Linked DNA regions of Homo sapiens: region 2 is linked to region 1. Evidence: chromatin loops called from intact Hi-C (ENCODE). Cell type or tissue: Caco-2. All regions are shown on one strand. Links, peaks and the distances in the headings refer to the core of each region. The heading gives the core; the rest is flanking DNA.

Region 1 (9,323 bases), core at 735-8,734:
AATAGATTTTTAAAGGCAAAGAAAGGGCAGCGGTGGGAAGGGAGTGGGCTGATACAAAGTCCTTTCTCAGGAATTCTCATTTATTTACAGAAATAGCATTGATTAGTGAATGGCTATACATTGTGAAGCTATAGGGTTATAGTGTCTGATGTGGCATTATTAATTAGTAGCTACTTGTAGCAATAGCAAGCAGTTTCAAAAGATAAATACATTGCTCAAAGGGGAAGTGGGGCATGGTTGCAGTCTCATTTTAATGTTTCTCTGGCTATAATAATCAAAAGGACTTGCGTTCCTCAAATAAAATTTCTTTTCTCAATTTACAGGTCATCTCACAAAACATATTCAAGTACATCAGTTATAATTAAATGCTCTTAGAATTTTTTCTATTCAATATTCTCTCTTTCAAAATGTTTCAATAAAGAATATGAAGAAGGCAACTAATATTTGTAAAAGACATACACTGAACTACATGTGTTAGGAAAATATTTAATTATATTTATAGCTAATCTTCAGTATATTTTCTTTATGCAGCAATAACAGCTTCTAGGAAAAATAAATACAAATTTATTCAGTAACTAATATCCATTATTATGTTTCTTCTGCATTTTAAACTTTCTCACCTCATATCATCTAATCACTGTTGAACTGCCTCATAAATATTCAAAAGTTTAACTAAGCATCATTTATTTATTTTATGTAACTCATTAAATTGCATCCTTTATGGTAAAATTACCTCTGGGCACAAAGTAACTAATATGCATGCAATTTAATAATACTGACTGCCAGCATATCTCAAAGTATTGATTGTGAATAGCCAATTTAATAACTATATCTAGTACTAAATTCAAGAGTTTGGGAAACTGGAGATGAACTAAATTGACGCAAGCAGGGACTTTGCCAATCAAAACAAATTCAACTTTCATGGAAAATGTGCTCCCCACATATAGGATTTTGAAACTCTTAGTAGAAGGACATGCCTGATCTTAGATGCTGTATAAGACAGGAAGAATGTAAAAAGCAATCTAACCACTAACAGGAAAAAGGTCATGATATTCCAAAATATATCTGAAGGTAAGGAATTAGTAGTGAAACTATGCTATCAGTGAAATATCTGTCCTCTAACCCTCAATTTAAATTAGTTGCAACTTTTGTGTTAGAAATGACAGTAAATTGAACGAAAGCATGTAAAACCAACTTTCCTTAATTCCCCCTTAAAGCACCCATGAAACCATCAGAAAAGACAGTCCTCACTGCAATCACAGTGAGTGGTATAAAACAAAGTTATCAGAGTGTTTTCTAGGTTTTTCTTTCCTTTCATCTTTGTGCAGTGACCCAGCCTCAAAATCCCATTTTCTAGGTTCAAGCAAGCAATGAAATAGCCTCTGGCCCTTTATCTTTTCTTCAACAAAACAACTTCACTCATACATATGAAGCTGTGGTTTTCAGCCCAAACCTGGTTAGATTTCTTTGGGTTGTTTGAAAATACGAGTAGAGGCTTATACCAACAACCAATAATCTGGCATCTCCCTGCACAGCATAGACTACTGGTCTGGGAGATAAAGTCTAGAAATGGATGTCTCACCATTCAAATAATCCTTAAACTCATTTTTAGAACAGTTGAAGATCAGTCAGATAAGACACAAAGGTGATGAGACTGAAGGAAAATCTTTGAAAGAGAAAAACATATAGAAGAAAAACCTTAGAAAGAAGGAAATGAATGATTAGCTTTAGTATGAATTCCTTTTCCTAGAAAAGATTTTCTTGTAAATCAGAAGAAAAATTTTAAATATATAGTTCTAACCTCAATGAGATAAACGAGAATAGTTCTTTTATATTTAAAGAACAATTCAGAATAGGAAGAGAATACAATAAAATCAAAATCAAAGTGACTAAAATATTCATTGGAAGCAATAAGATGTAAACTTGATAGTATTAACTATTTAAACCAATGCTTCAGAGTACAAACTTGAGAAATAATTGTAGAATGCAAAGTAAATCAATAAGAAAATTTTATTTTTAAGATGTGAGAGAAAATGGTAGACGTGAAAGACAGAATAGATTTGGCTCATACATAATAGGTATCTGCGAAGAAGATAGAATATATGGAACAAAAGGAATAACAGAAAAAAAGTGAACAAAACTCCAAAAACAAAGCAACAAGGAAAAAATTCTGACATTTAAGATAGAGAAATTCCAATGTTTCAAGAAATATTAAAATCTTAACAGCCCCATCTTTGTCACTCCCATAATTAATCCATCACCAAAGACTATTGATTTTATCTTCTAAATATTTATTCATCCATACACATCCCTATATCTTCCACCATGCCCCTAGTTTAAGCTACGCTCATTTCTGACCAAGACTCCAGCAACATCTCCTAAAAGCTCTTGATGTATCCACACTAACCCGTTTCCAATCTGCCCTTTATATTTCAACTGTTTATTCAGTAAGACAAATTATTGAGTGCCTCCATCTGCTACCATAAAGCAATCATGAATAAATTAGGATAATTTCACATGTGATAGTTGTAATAATAATTATATTAAAAATTAAAATGATGTGAGAGAGAGTGACTAAGGGAGGGGTGGTTTCTTTAAAGAAGTGGCCAAGGAGGCTTCTTGGTTAAGCTGAAACCTATCTGAAAAGAAGGAGATAGCCATTTGGAGAACTGTGAAAAGAGCTTTCAGTCACTGGGCACCAAAAGCTCAAAAACTCTAAATTGAGAATGTGATTGAACGTTTGAGGCCCATTTTGCTAGAAGGCAGTGGACAAAGTGAGATGCAGAAGTATAGAGACTATATCAGGTAGAGCCTTGAAGCCATGGTGAGAAGTTTGGAATTTATTCTAAGTGCAAAAGGAAGCCTTTTTAACAAAAGGAAGTTTTTAACAAAAGAAGGATCTAATTTATGTAGTTTAAAACAAAAACTAACTTGATACCGCTGTGTGTATCTTTTCAAAACACAAACCTAATTGTGCCACAGGCACACTCCCAGCCTCATCCTGCTTAAAAGCATTCCATGTGTTACACTTGCACATAGGACATTTTTGGTTTTTACTAATCCTAGCTCCTTAACATGGCCAACTACAAGATCTGGCTCCATCTATGACTCCAGCATCAAGTGCACCACACACGGATCACCCTCCACATCTGCCTAACTGTACTTTCTTCAGCCCCACATCCCCCTCTTTCCAGACTGCACACAGGATGCCTCTGCCTTCCCTCTCCCTTTGCCTGCTGAACTCCCAATCATCTCTCAGCCTTCAATGTAACTGTCTCTGCCTTAGTGAAGACTTCCCTGACCAGCCCCTGCCCACGGAGTCCTATCCCTCAAGTTAGATCTGTATCAATATATAGCTTCCCATAAACCTCTGATCAAAACCCGAGTTTTACATTTGTGGGTGTGATCATTTATTCAACAGATCGTGCCCTAAGTAGACTGTAACTCCAAGAGGGCAGGGACTTCATCTATTTTGACTCACCATTGATTCTCAGTTGGCCCTAGGCACAGTGTTTGGTAAATAACACTGAGTCAAAAAATACCTTCGAATGGATAGTTGAATTAACAAGTTTTTAGAACTCAAGACCTGGTAAAATATCAAATTTCAATATGCATTTTCATTAAAAATAAAACTGATTAATAGAAAGACAAAATTTGATTATTAATAAAACCAATTAGTAGAAAGACAAAATTACTCTCAAAGATGCAAAAATCAAAAAGATTTTTCTTCTACATTTAATAAAAGCAGAAAATAGAGTGGTGTCTACTAAATGCAGGGAGTACAACATTGAGTTAGCAGTGATCACTGAGTACAATTAAAGGTATAGAAGTAACAGAATACAAGTGCTAAGAGTTGTATTTTTAAAACCTAACAAGCAGGCCAGGCATGATAGCTCACACCTGCAATCCCAACACTTTGGGAGGCCAAGGCAGTAGGACCGTTTAAGGCCAGGAGTCCTAGACCAGCCTAGGCAACATAGCGAGACCATGTCGCTACCAAAAAAAAAAATTAAAAATTAGCTGGGTGTGTTGGCGCACACCTGTAGTCCTACCTACTAGGGAGGCTGAGGTGGGAGGATCACTCTAGCCTAGGAGATCCAGGCTGCAGTAAGCTCAGATCATGCCACTGCACTCCAGCCTAGGACTAATACAGGACAAATAAAATGAGACCGTGTCTCAAATGAGACCGTCCCTTCTTGCAATCCTATGAAGAACTACCTGAGACTGGGTAATTGATAAAGAAAAAAGGTTTAATTGACTTACAGTTCAACAAGCTGTACAGGAAGTCCGGCTGAGGAGGCCTCAGCAAACTTACAATAATGGCAGGAAGGCAAAGGAGAAGCAGGCACATCTTACATAGCCAGAGAAGAAGGAAGAGACAGGTGGGAGGTGCCACAGACTTTTAAGCAACCACATCTCCCGAGAACTTATTCACTATCAAAAGAACAGCAAGGGGGAAATCTGTCCCCATGATCTGATCAACTCCTACTAAGCCTCACCTCCAAATTGGGGATTACAATTTGACATGATATTTGGATGGGGACATAAATCCAAACCATATCAGACCTTGCAAAAAAGAAAAAAAAGAAAAAGAAAAACCTGAAGATGGCAGATAGGTGGCAGAACTAGCTTGCAGCTCCTGCTCAGATGGACAGAGCAGCATGTGAAAACTCACATGGTGAACTTGTGCTCCAAGAACTACCAAAGGAACATACCAGGAAAGCCAAGAGAATCCACAGTCCCTTTGAAGGAACTGGATCACCACTGAAAGCTCCTTGAGATGCTAAAAAACTGAGTCGGCTTGGTTTTTCAACGAGGAGGCATGCAGTCTGGGATAAGTTCTCAGTCTTGATCACTGGCTGCCCGGAAATAAACTCAGTGCTATTGGAGGGGGGCGTGGTGGGAGTGAGACCAGCCTTTAGGACTGCAGGCTGTGTAAGAGCAGGTTGAGGCTTGTTACTGCTGGGTTTTCCCTACTTCCCTGGTGACCTGTATGACTCAGCAGAGGCAGCTCTAATCCCCTTGGGAATATAACTCCACTGGACTGGGAACCACACCCCCATTCTCCACAGCAGCCACAGCAAGCCCCACTCAAAGAGAGGCTGAGCTCAGAAATGGCTATCCCTGCCCCTACCTGGTAGTCTTTTTCTATCCACCCTGGTAGCCAAAGACAAAGGTCTTAATTTCTTGAAAACTCTAAGGCCCCAGCCACTGCCTGAGAAACCTGAATACTTAAACAGCTGTGCTTAGGGCAAGTTTGCATCCTCCCTATAGGACTGCAGCTGGTGTGCTCTTGAAAGTGCCACCACTTGGCTGGAGGCCAACTAACCCAAAAACTGCACACTAAACAAAAGCACAACCAAGGACCTTCACAGTGTCCACTTCACTCCCCAACTAACACCACTGGAGCAGGTGCTGATATCCAGGCTGCAAGACCTGAAGATGACTCACATCACAGGACTCTTTGCAGACAGCCTCCAATGCCAGCCAGAATACCAGTAGCCCTGCTGGGTGGCTGGACCCAGAAGAGCAAAAACAATAACTATGGTTCAGTTCTCAGGAACCCTTATTGCTAGGGAAAGGGAGAGAACACCACATCAAGGGAGCACCCCATAGGACAAAAGAACCTGAATAGCAACGCTTTAATCCCAGATCTTCCCTCTAACATAGTCTACCCAAATGAGAAAGACCCGGAAAAAACAATTCTGGTAATATGACAAAACAAGGTTCTTTAACACCCCCAAAAGATCATACCAGCTCACCAGCAATGGATCCAAACCAAGATGAAATCTCTGCATTGCCACAAAAAGAATTCAGAAGGTCAATTACTAAGACAATCAAGGAGGCACCAGAGAAAGGTGAAGGCCAACTTAAAGTATTCAAAAACATGATACAGAATGTGAAGGAGAAATTCTTCAGTGAAATACACAGCACAAATTTAAAAAAATCACAACTTCTGGAAATCAAAGACACACTTAGAAAAATGCAAAATGCACTGGAAAATCTCAGCAATAGAATCAAAAAGCAGAGGAAAGAACTCTGGAGCTCAAAGACAAGGCTTTTGAATTAACTCAATCCATCAAAGACAAACAGAAAGGAATTTTTAAAAAGAACAAAGCCTTCAAGAAGTTTGGGACTATGTTAAATGGATAAACCTAAGAATACTTGATGTTCCTGAAGAAGAAGAGAAATCTAAAAGTTTTGAAAACATACTTGAGGGAATAATCAAAGATAACTTCCCAAGCATTCCTAGAACTCTAGACATCCAAATATAAGAAACTCAAAGAACACCTGGGAAATTCATCACAAAAAGATCATCACCTAGGCACATAGTCATCATGTTATCTAAAGTCAAGACGAAGGAAATTTTAAGAGCTGTGAGGCAAAAGCATCAGGTAACCTATGAAGGAAAACCTATCAGAGCAACAGCAAATTTATCAGCAGAAACCTTACAAGCTAGAAGGAATTGGAGTCTTATTTTTAGCCTCCTTAAACAAAACAATTATCCCCCAAGAATTTCATATCCAGTGAAACTAAGCTTCATAAACAAAGGAAAGATACAGTCTCTTCCAGACAAACAAATGCTGAGAGAATTCACCACTACCAAGCCAGCGCTACAAGAACTGCTAAAAGGAGCTCTAAATCTTGAAACAAATTTTCAAAACACACCAAAATAGAACCTCCTCAAAGCATAAATCTCACAGGACCTGTAAAACAATAACACAATGGAAACAAAAAACAAGGTATTCAGGCAACAAATAGCATGATGAATAGAACAGTACCTCATATCTCAATAATAACATTGAATGTAAATGGCCTAAATGCTCCACCTAAAATATACAGAATGGCAGAATAGATAAAAATTCACCAACTAAGTTTCTGCTGTCCTCAGGAGACTTGCCTAACACATGAGGACTCATATAAACTTAAGGTAAAAAGGTGGAAAAAGATATTCAATGCAAATGGATATCAAAAGTGAGCAGGAGTAGATATTCTTATATCAGACAAAACAAACTTTAAAGCAACAGCAGTTTAAAAAGACAAAGAGGGATATTATATAATGATAAAAGGACTAGTCCAACAGGAAAATATCACAATTCTAAATATATATGCACCTAACATTGGAGCTCCCAAGTTTATAAAACAATTAATACTAGACCTAAGGAATGAGATACATGACAACACAATAACAGTGGGATACTTTAATACTCCACTGACAGTGCTAGATAGGTCATCAAGACAGAAAGTCAACAAAGAAACAATGGACTTAAACTAAAACCTAGAACAAATGGACCTAACAGATATCTACAGAGCATTCTACCCAACAACTCCAGAATGTACATTCTGTTCATCAGCACACAGAACATCCTCCAAGATAGACTATATGATAGGCCACAAAACAAGTCTCAGTAAATTTAAGAAAATCAAAATTATGTCAATTAGTCTCTCAGACCACAGTGGAATAAAATTGGAGATGAGTTCAAAAAGGAATCCTCAAAACCATGCAAATACATGGAAATCAAAAAACCTGCTCCTGAATGATTGCTGGCTCAACAACGAAATCAAGATGGAAATTTAAAAATTCTTTGAACTAAATGATAGTAGTGACACAACCTATCAAAACCTCTGAGATACAGAAAAAACTAAGAGATAAGAAGAAAGTTCATAGTATTAAATGACTAGATTAAAAAGTCTGAAAGAGCACAAATAGACAATCTTAGGTCACACTTCAGAGAACTGAAGAAACAAAAACAATCCAAACCCACATCCAGCAGAAGAAAAGAAATAACAAAGAGGAGAACTAAATAAAATTGAAACAAAAAAAGAAAAATACAAAAGATAAATGAAACAAAATGCTGGTTCTTTGAAAATATAAGTAAAATCGATAGACCATTAGCATGATTAAACAAGAAAAGAAGAGAGAAGATCCAAATAAGTTCAATTAGAAACAAAACAGGAGATATTACAACTGATACCACAGAAATACAAAAGACCATTCAAGGCTATGATGAACACCTTTACATGCATAAACTAGAAAATCTAGAGGAGAGGGATAAATTCCTGGAAATATGCAACCCTCCTAGAGTAAACCAAGAAATATAGAACGTCTGAACAGACCAATAATGAGCAGCGAGATTAAAATGGTTATTTAAAAATTGCCAACAAAAAAAAAGTCGAGGATCACATGGATTCACAGCTGAATTCTATCAGACATTTAAAGAAGAATTGGTACCAATTCTACTGACACTACTCAAAAAGACAGAGAAAGAGGGAATCCTCCCTAAATCCTTCAATGAAGCCAGTATCATCCTAATACCAAAACCAGGAAATGACATAACAAAAATAGAAAACTACAGATCAATATCCCTGATCATCATAGATGCAAAAATCCTTATGTCAAAAAGATAATACACCATGATCAACTGGGTTTCATACCAGGGATACAGGGATAGTTTAACACGTAAGTCAGTAAATGTGATACACCACATAAGCAGAATTAAAAATCACATGATCATCTCAATAGACACAGAAAAAGCATTTGACAAAATCCAGCATCTCTTTATGATTAAAATCCTCAACAAAATTGGCATACAAGGGACATACTTTAAGGTAATAAAACCTGTCTATGACAAACCCACAGCCAATATTATAAATGGGGAAAACTCGAAACCATTTCCCCTGAGAACTGGAACAAGGCAAGGATGCCCACTCTCACCACTTCTATTCAGCATAGTACTGGAAGTCCTACCCAGAGCAATCAGACAACAGAAAGAAATAAAGGGCATCCAAATTGGTAAGGAGGAAGTCAAACTGTCACTGTTTGCTGATGATATGATTGTATACATGAAGACAAAAAAGCTCCTAGAACGGATAAATGAATTCATCATAGTTTCAGGTTACAAAATTAATATGCAAAAGTCAGTAGCTCTGCTATATGCCAACAGCAGCCAAGCTGAGAATCAAATCAAGAGCTCAATGCCTTTTACAATAGCTGAAAAAAATAAAAATAAAATACTTAGGAATATACCTAACCATCGATGTGGAAGACCTCTACAACAAAACACTGCTGAAAGAAATCATAGACAACACAAATTGAAACACATCATGCTCATGGATGGGTAGAATCAATATTGTCAAAATGACCATACTGCCAAAAGCAATCTAGCAATTCAATGCAATTTCCATCAAAATACCACCATCATTCTTCACTGAATTAGAAAAAAAAAAAAAAAAAAAAAAAACACCTAAAATCCACATGGAACCGAAAAAGAGCCCATGTAGCCAAAGCAAGACTAAGCAACAAGAACAAATCTGGAGGCATC
Region 2 (9,323 bases), core at 712-8,711, 200 kb after region 1:
CCAGGCACAGTGGCTCAAGCCTGTAATCCCAGAACTTTGGGAGACTTAGGGAGGAGGATCACCTGAGGTCAGGAGTTCAAGACCAGCCCAGCCAACATGGTAAAACTCCATCTTTACTAAAAATACAAAAATTAGCTGGGCATGGTGGTGGGTGCCAGTAATCCCAGCTACTCAAGAGGCTGAGGCAGGAGAATCGCTTGAACCCAGGAGGCGACGGTTGCAGTGAGACGAGATCACGCCATTTCACTCCAGCCTGAGTGACAGAGCGAGACTTCATCTCAACAACAACAAAAGAAGTCCTAACTATGGTGCTGAAAATAACCCCATCACTTCCCTGAAAAGACCCTGGCCTACCTAGGAATCAAACTAATCTCATACCTTCTATGCTTTCTGTTACCCTATTTCTGCTGCCCCAATAATAGAGCCACCTTCTCTAATGAAGGAATTCCACAGTGTGAAAGTTATCACATTATTTATTATTGATATTCCCTATATTTACACTCAAGCTAGTGTGATTAGAGCTTCAGGTAAATCAACTAAGCCCAAGGCATATAAACAGAATGATGATTATACATTCTAACCTTTTATCTTTCCAATTCACTTTTCCAAAAACAGTTAAGTTTCTCCAACTCCTGCCTGAGCAGGAATTACTGCAGTAATTACTGCCATTTACCTTTCCCACTATTACAACAAAGGTATTTAAATATCTGGGTCTACTAATCTGAATTTGGACCTATTAATATTAGTATCTTTCCTTAGGATTTGTTCCCAGAAAGATCTATTCTTTCCACCCATCCTTCCTAGGACTCTTCTGATTCTACCTTTTTTCTCAATATTGATATGATATCTACTTCTCATAAAAGCTGAGTAGATCAAGTTTTTTTTAAAGTCATAAGAAAATCAGTGAAGAAAAATTGGGTCCATCTTTAACTTCTGGACCCAAAATGTCTTAATCTGCTAGTGCTGCCATAACCAAATACTTTAGACTGGGTAATTTATTTTTCACATGAGTTTCAAGTCAGGGTATTAAAATTTTTTTTTTCCTCACAGATTTTGGAGGCTAGAAAGTTCAAGATCAAGGTGCTGACATTCAGTAGCTGGTGAGGGCTTTCTTATTCTATCCACACATGGTAGAAAGGGGGAATCTAGGCCATATCCTCTGGTGGCAAAAGGCAGAAGGACATAAAAAGAGAGCTAAAAAGTTTCCTCCATCCCTTTTATAAGGTTGCTGTATTAATCTGTTCTCATACTGCTATGAAGAAATACCTGAGAATGGGTAATTTATAAAGAAAAAGAGGTTTAATGGACTTACAGTTTCACATGGCTGGGGAGGCCTCACAATCATGGCAGAAGGCGAAGGAGGAGCAAAGGCATGTCTTACATGATGGCAGGCAAGAGAGTTCAGGGGAACTGCTATTTACAAAACCATCATGAGAATGGCATGGGAGAAACCCACCCCCATGATTCAATTACCTCCCATTGGGTCACTCCCACAACATGTAGAGATTATGGGAACTTCAATTCAAGATGAGACTTGGGTGGGGACACAGCCAAACCATATCAGTTGCTACTCTTACTCATGAGGGTTCTCCCCTCAAAATTTAGTTCCTTCCTAAAGGCTCCACCTCTTTATACTACTACATTGGGGATTAAATTCGAATGTAAATTTTGGAGGAGAGTCAGGCATTCAAACCACAGAACAGAGCTTCTTCAAGGACATATCTTCCTTCTCCATCATGACACACTTGACTAAAACAGAAAGTGAGTAAGTATTTAAGAAATAATTTATTAATTATTCCTTAAGTACTTTTTCCTGCTATTATTATTACACTGACAATATTGTCATTAGGAGAACTTTCTGTCAAAACTGCTTTAGGGAATAAATATTAATCACTTTTAAAGTAATTGGATGAGAGCTCTGAAACCATTTTAAAGATCATATCAAGAAGTTCTGGCTGGAGTGATGTCAGAAAGATGGTAGAGAGATATTTTAGCCCTCATACCAACCCTCCCCAAAAGCATCCATGAACACGAGTATCTTTGCAGGAGCCCAGGAGTCCAGCAGTCAGGTGCCAGCACTCCCTTGGAGAAAAAACAAACAAACTGAGAATCAATGGATTTAAGAGAGTAAGAAAAACAGTTTCACTTGCCCCACATCACTCCTACCCCCAAGGCAGTACATCTTAGAAAGCTGGTTCAACTCTGTTAGACTGAAAAAAGGTTCTTAACTTTTAACATGTTAGGGTACCCTTTGGCAAATAAATGGGAGGCTCTCAACATTCAGCCTGGCTGTACAGGATTGAGAGAAGTAATACAATCCTAAGATTTTTCTCTCCCAAGAAGGAACAAAAGGAATGGAATGGGAACATCCATAAAAAGGTCTATGGAATACCCAGGGTAACTAGCCAGGTTGAATGGTGAATGTATTTTTCTCCTTCAGCCATGCAGTACAGACTGGAGGAGGTGATCTTTTTCAAATGCAAAGCAGCAATCCCAAACCTCAAGAAACATGAAAAATCAAGAAAACATGATACCACTAGAGGAACAAAATAGTTTTCCAGTAATTGGACTCAAATGAATAAAGATCCATGAATTGCCTTGCAAAGAATTCCAAATAATCAATCTAAGGAAGTAAATTCAGTGAGATACAAGAGAACACAGATAGACAATAAAACAAAATCCGAAAAATCAGAAATGAACAAAATGAGAAGTTCAACAGCGAAACAGAAATTATAAAACACAGAAATTCTGGAGCTCAAAAATACAATGAATGAAATTTTAAAATTTAAACTGCTGTTAATTTGAGAGAGATCATTTGAAATTAGCCAGTCAGATAAGAAAAAAAGGAATGACAAAGAATAAAGAAACCTACAAGAATTATGACACATCATAAAATGAACCAAATTATGTGTTATGGAAGTCCAGAAGGAGAAGAGAGAGACAACAAAGGCTCAAAATGATTATTAAAATAAATAATGGCAGAAAACATCCCAAATCTTGGGAAGGACATGAACATCCTAATTCATGAAGTTCAAAAGTCTCCAAATAGGAACAATCCAAAGAAGATCATATTGAGAAATATTATAATCAAATTATCAAAAGTCAAAGAAAATAAGAGAAATTTGAAATCAGCAAGAGAAAATTGACTAATCACATACAAGGTAGTTTCTATGAGAGTATCCGCTGATTTCTCAGCAGAAACCTTACTGGCCAGGAGAGAGAGGGATGATATATTTAAACTGCCAAAAGAAAAACTAAAAAACCTGCCAACCAAGAATACTATATCTGGCAAAGCTATACCTCAAAAATGAAGAAGAAATAAAAATTTTCTCAGGCAAGCTATAGGTGAGGAAGCTCATCATCACTAGACCTGCCTTGCAAGACATGCTAAAGGACATTGTTCAAGTTGAAATGAAAGGATGCTGATTAAAACTTGCTGATAAAAGTAAGTATATAGTCAAATTCAGAATACTCTATGGTGATGCACTTTCACCTCTAGTAGAAAAGTTCAAAGACAAAAGTATTAAAATAACCATAGCTGCAATCATATATTAGTGGATACACAATATAAAAACATTAAAATTGTAACATCAATAACAAAATATGGGGACAAGAAAAAACAAATAAAAGGCATCCAATTAAAAAGGAAGAATCATCATGGCTGACAGGAGGCAGGACTAGATTGCAGCTTCGACTCAGAAGAACAGAGCAGCGTGCGGAGGCTCACATTGTGAATGGTAGCTCCAAATCAACTGCAAGAACAAACCGACAATCTCGAGAAGATCCACAGTCCCTCTGAAGCAAGCAGACTGCTCCTCTAGGACCTGGGAGACACTCTAAATACTGTAAGTGACCCACCTGCAGAAGTGGGAAAGGGAGAGCCTTCCCTCCTGAAAACACACTCCCACTGGGGAAACTGAAAGCCTGTTTGTGGGAGAAATTTCCAACCTTACCTGGAGCTGAGTCCATTTAGAAAGCCAAGAGAAATACAGGGGTAGAGGAAGCATCACAAAGGCCCTGGCAGCTCACTGGGTCCCCAGGCAGGCCATTCCTGCCTGGCACCACAAGGATCCATCAGGAGGGCAGCCAGAGGAGTAGGGGGAAAACACCACAGGGAGAAGGTAATTTCCAGCTGAACTTTGTAACAATTTGAATGGGGCAAGAAGCCTCCTGGCCAGAACTCAGAGGTGGGTGCCAATCCAGTGTGCAGACTCCACAGGCAGGGGAGGCACCAAGCCCTTTTCTTTCACAACTGGGAGGCAGGTAGCCTTGCGCAAGTTCTCCAGCCAGGATTGCACACCACCTGGAAAAAGACTCGAGGCTGATAGTAGGGCATGGTCAGAATGGGACCAGCCCTTCGGTTTGTGTGGGAAATGTGTGAGGCCTTTGACAGCCGGCTTTCCCCCACTTCCCTGACAACCTGCATGACTCCAAAGAGGCAGCAATAATCCTCCTAGGTACACAACTCCATTGAACTGGAAACCCCACCCCTATCCTCCACAGCAGCTGTACCAAGATCTGCCCAAGGAAAATCAGAGCTAAGACACTCCCAGTCCTGCTCCCACCTGGTGGTCCTTCCCTACCCCCTTGGTAGCTGAAGACAAAGGGCATATAATCTTGGGAGTTCTAAGACCCTACCCACCGCTGGTTCCTCTCCATACTACCACAGTTGATGCTGTCTGAAAAGCGCCACCTCCTGGTAAGAGGCCAACCAGCACAAAAATAGAACATTAAACCACAAAAGCTATGACCCCTCACAGAGTCCATTGTACATCCCTGCTACCTCCACCAAAAGAGGTGCTGGTATTCATGGCTGAGAGACCCATAGATGGTTCATATCACAAGACTCTGTGCAGACAACTCCCAGTACCAGCCTAGAGCCAGGTACACTTGCTGGGTGGCTAGACCCAGAAGAGAGACAGCAATCACTGCAGCTTGTGCAGTGTAGCTTGTGCAGGAAGCCACATCCATAGGAAAAGAGGGAGAATAATACATCAAAGGAACACCCCATGGGACAAAAGAATCTGAACAACAGCCCTCAACCCTGGAGCTTTCCTTTGACAGAGCCTAACCAAATGAGAAGGAACCAGAAAACCAACTCTGGTTGATATGATATGATAAAATAAGGCTCTTCAACATCCACAGAAAATCACACTAGTTCACCAGCAATGGATCCAAATCAAGAAGAAATCCCTGAAAAAGAATTCAGGAAGTTAGTTATTAAGCTAATCAGGGAGGCACCAGAGAAAGGCAAAGCCCAGTGCAAGGAAATCCAAAAAACGATACAAGAAGTGAACGGAACTCAAACATATCAGTAAGCAAAAAACAAACAATCCCATCAAAAAGTGGGCTAAAGACATGAATAGACAATTCTCAAAAAAATATATACAAATGGCCAAAAAACATATGAAAAAATGCTCAACATCACTAATGATCAGAGAAATGCAAATCAAAACCACAATATGATACCACCTTACTCCTGCAAGAATGGCCATAATCAAAAAATCAAAAAATAGTAGACGTTGACATGGGTGTGGTGATCAGGGAACACTTCTACACTGCTGGTGGGAACGTAAACTAGTACAGCCACTATGGAAAACAGTGTGAAGATTCCTTAAAGAACTAAAAGTAGAACTACCATTTGGTCCAGCAATCCCTCTACTGGATATCTACCCAGAGGAAGAAAGTCATTATACAAAAAAGATACTTGCATATGCATGTATATAGCGGCAAAATTCATAATTGCAAAATCATGGAATCAATCCAAATGCCCATCAATCGATGAGTGGACAAAGAAACTGTGAGATATATATATATATATATGATGGGATACTACTCAGCCAAAAAAAGGAATGAATTAACAGCATTTGCAGTGACCTGCATGAGGTTGGAGACTATTATTCTAAGTGAAGTAACTCAGGAATGGAAAACCAAACATCATATGTTCTCACTGATACGTGGGAGCTAAGCTGTGAGGATGCAAAGGCATAAGAATGATACAGTGGACTTTGGGGACTTGGGGGGAAGAGTGGGAGGGAAGCAAGGGATAAAAGACTACAAATATGGTGCAGTGTTTACTGCTCAGGTGATGGGTGCACCAATATCTCACCAATCACCACTGAAGAACTGACTCATGTAACCAAATACCACCTGTACCCCAATAACTTATAAAAAATAAACAAAAAGGAAGAAAAAAGTTGTCTGTTTTCTGATGACATTATCTTATGTATAGAAAACCCTGAAGATTGACTGGGCATGGTGGTTCACGCCTGTAATCCCAGAATATTGAGAGGACAAGGCAGGTGGATCACCTGAGGTCAGGAGTTTGAGACAAGCCTGGCCAACATGGTGAAGCCCCGTCTCTACTAAAAATACAAAAATTAACCAGGTGTGGTGGCGAATGCCTGTAATCCCAGCTACTCAGGAGGCCGATGCAGGATAACTGCTTGAACCCAGAGGTGGAGGTTACAGTGGACCAAGATCATGCCATTGCACTCCAGCCTGGGTAACAAAAGCAAAACCCCATCTCAAAAAAAAAAAAGAAAACCCTGAAGATTTTACCTAAATAAAAGCTGTCCAAATAAACAACTGTAGTAAAATTGCAGGATACAAAATCAACATACAACAATCAGCTGCATTTCTCTACACAAACGACAATAATTCAAAAAGAAATTAAGAAAACAATCCAATTTATAATAGTATCAAAGAGAATAAAATATTTGAAGGGACCTCGGTACCACATATATCCTCCACAGTGTCTACCATAGTGCCTTGATTCAAATAGAAGACATATTGAGCATAAATGACCAGCTTTGAAGGGTATAGGACAATAATGAGAAAATTTAGCCCTCAAACATTACAATGTGGAACTACAGGACCTCATAAAGAACAACAAAAGTCTTTAGGTACAAAGCTACAGAAATCAAAACAGTGTGATACTGGCATAAGAAAAGACACATATACCAGTAAAACAGAATAGATAGGCCATAAATATACACACATATAGGGTCAACTAATCTTCAACAATGCTGCCAAGAATACAAAATAGGGAAAGGATAATCCTCAATAAATGATTCTGAGAAAACTGAACATTTACACGGTAAAAAGAGTGACATCGGAGTGGAGGGTAAGATGGCCAACTAGATGCAGCCAGGTGGAACACCACCCATCGAGGGACCAAGATGACTGGCATGTCCCTGACAGATCTTCAGAGGGAAAGTCCTGAGAGTGGATGGAGGGAAGATACAGAAGCTGGAAAGAAGATACAGAAGCTGAAATGGAAAAAAGCTGGGAACCCAGCACAGGGCTACCACACACCAGGAAGCATTCCTGGCCCACAACAGCTCTCCGGGAATAGGTGAGTTGAACTGGCAAGGAGCACCCTGTTCTCACCACATGCCTCTGGAACTCTGGCAGGGGGAGACTCCTTGACCACCATGAACATTCGAGTTGGCAGAGAGAGCTGCTTAGAGAAGTGGTAGGGGCACCAAGCCAGCTGATGTGGAGCCCAGAGGGTTGGGTATGGGAGTGTCTGTAGCAGAGCAAAGCCAGCAATGGCCATACCCCTAGATGCGACTTGCTTCCATAGGAGACTTTAGCCTAGGAGAACTGTCATACCTGATATCTGCAGGGTGTCTTGCTCATCAGACAGGTTTGGTCAGACCTGAACACCCCTTGATCTGCTGGCCTCCTCTGACTAGCAGAGAGCTCCAGTGGGGCAGCCCCTGCAGCCACCAGCCCACCTGCTCCCTCCCCATATTGCAGCTTTTTTTCAGGCCCACGGAAACTCCCCCTTTGCTGGCACTGTCTGCAGGGCAAGTTGTTGTTTTTCTTGCCCTGCCAGCATGTAGGAGTGCAGTGCGCTCCCCCAACTCCCCACCACTGGCAATTGTCATCGCAGACAAAGTCTTGGTGGGCACAGAGCCAGCCAGCCCTGCCCCTGCCAGTGCCCTGCCCTTGCGCTAAAACTGTGCAGAGAACAGCAGATCCTCCCCTGCCCTGAGCAAACACTCCAGCTAGCAGGACACAGAGAAGGGACCCAGGCCTGTGCCCACAAGTACCCCACCCCCAAGCCAACAACCTCCAGCCTGACTGCACAGAGTTGCCATCAGGGGCCCCCCACCTCACCCAGCTGCAGTGCCTTCACCACTATGGCAGCTGACACAACTCGGCTCCCCCAGCACAGTAGGTTCCTGATGTCAAGGAGCCAGAGGACAAAGTTGGGGCCCAATAGAGGTCCCCCAGAGTTAGAGAACATGGTCCAGGAGTTAAAAGCTGAGTGTTGGCCCCATAAAATCTCCCAGAAACAAAGCTAGTTGGCTGAATCGACCTTATACCTCAACAAAACCCTCAAGGTCATCAAATAGGATAAAAGAAAAAAGAAACCCATCCAAAGGTCAGCAACCTCAAAGACTGAAGGGAGATAAGCGCACAAAGATGAGAAAGAATTGGTGCAAGAACCCTGAAAACACAAAATGCCAGAGTGCCTTCTTTCCTCCAAATGACCACAATGCCTCTCCAGCAAGGGTTCTGAACTGGGCTGAGATAGCTAAAATGACAGAAATAGAATTCAGAATATGAATAGAAATAAAGATTATTGAGCTACAGGAATATGTTGAAACCCAATCCAAGGAAGCTAAAAATCATGATAAAACAATGCAAGAGCTGACAGATGAAATAGCCAGTATAAAGAAGATTGTAACCAAACTAATAGAACTGAAAAACACACTACGAGAACTTCACAATGCAATCACAATTATTAATAGTAGAATAGACCAAGCAGAAGAAAGAATTTCAGAGCTTGAAGACTCTTTCTGAGATAAGACAGGAAGACAAGAATACAGAAAAATGAATGAAAAGAAATAATAAACCCTGAGAAATATGGGATTATGTAAAGAGACCAAATCTATGATTCCTTGATGTCCCTGAAAGAGATGGGGAGAATAAACCCAACTGCGAAAACATATTTCAGAATATGAGAACTTCACCAACCTTAGCTAGGAAGGCCAACATTCAATTTCAGAAATGCAGAGAACTCCAGCAAGATGCTTCACAAGAAGATCATCCCCACAACACATAATCATCAGATTTTCCAAGGTTGAAATGAAAGAAAAATGTTAAAGGCAGCTAGAGATAAAGGTCAGGTCACCGGCAAAGGACACCCCATCAGCCCAATGGACCTCTCAGTAGAAACCCTACAAGTCAGAAGAGATTGGCAGGCAATACTGAATATTCTTAAAGAAAACAAATTCCAACCCAAAATTTCATATCTGACCATACTAAGCTTCATAAGCAAAGGAGAAACAAGATCCTTTTCAGACAAG

Evidence for each region. A loop is a pair of places that touch in the nucleus more often than their neighbours do. Peaks named below come from ENCODE experiments on the same cell type or tissue, not always from the same donor. Only the 100,000 strongest peaks of a DNase experiment are listed, where the experiment ranks them.
Region 2: it touches region 1 in a loop (12-fold over the local background); 2 of 110 quality-filtered maps call a loop at or near these places.

The regions. Positions count from the first base shown.
Region 1 is chr11:100,324,191-100,333,513 of GRCh38, forward strand. The region is part of intron 21 of CNTN5 (contactin 5); the gene reads left to right. Among named protein-coding and RNA genes, the nearest start is that of ARHGAP42, 360 kb to the right of the region's middle. RefSeq lists an enhancer at 4,377-5,576. In Caco-2, for the core only: no CTCF peak of the experiment used is centred there; a DNase peak (open chromatin) is centred at 4,971.
Region 2 is chr11:100,521,152-100,530,474 of GRCh38, forward strand. No RefSeq gene overlaps it. Among named protein-coding and RNA genes, the nearest start is that of ARHGAP42, 160 kb to the right of the region's middle. In Caco-2, for the core only: a CTCF peak has its summit at 4,669 (motif pointing left); no DNase peak of the experiment used is centred there.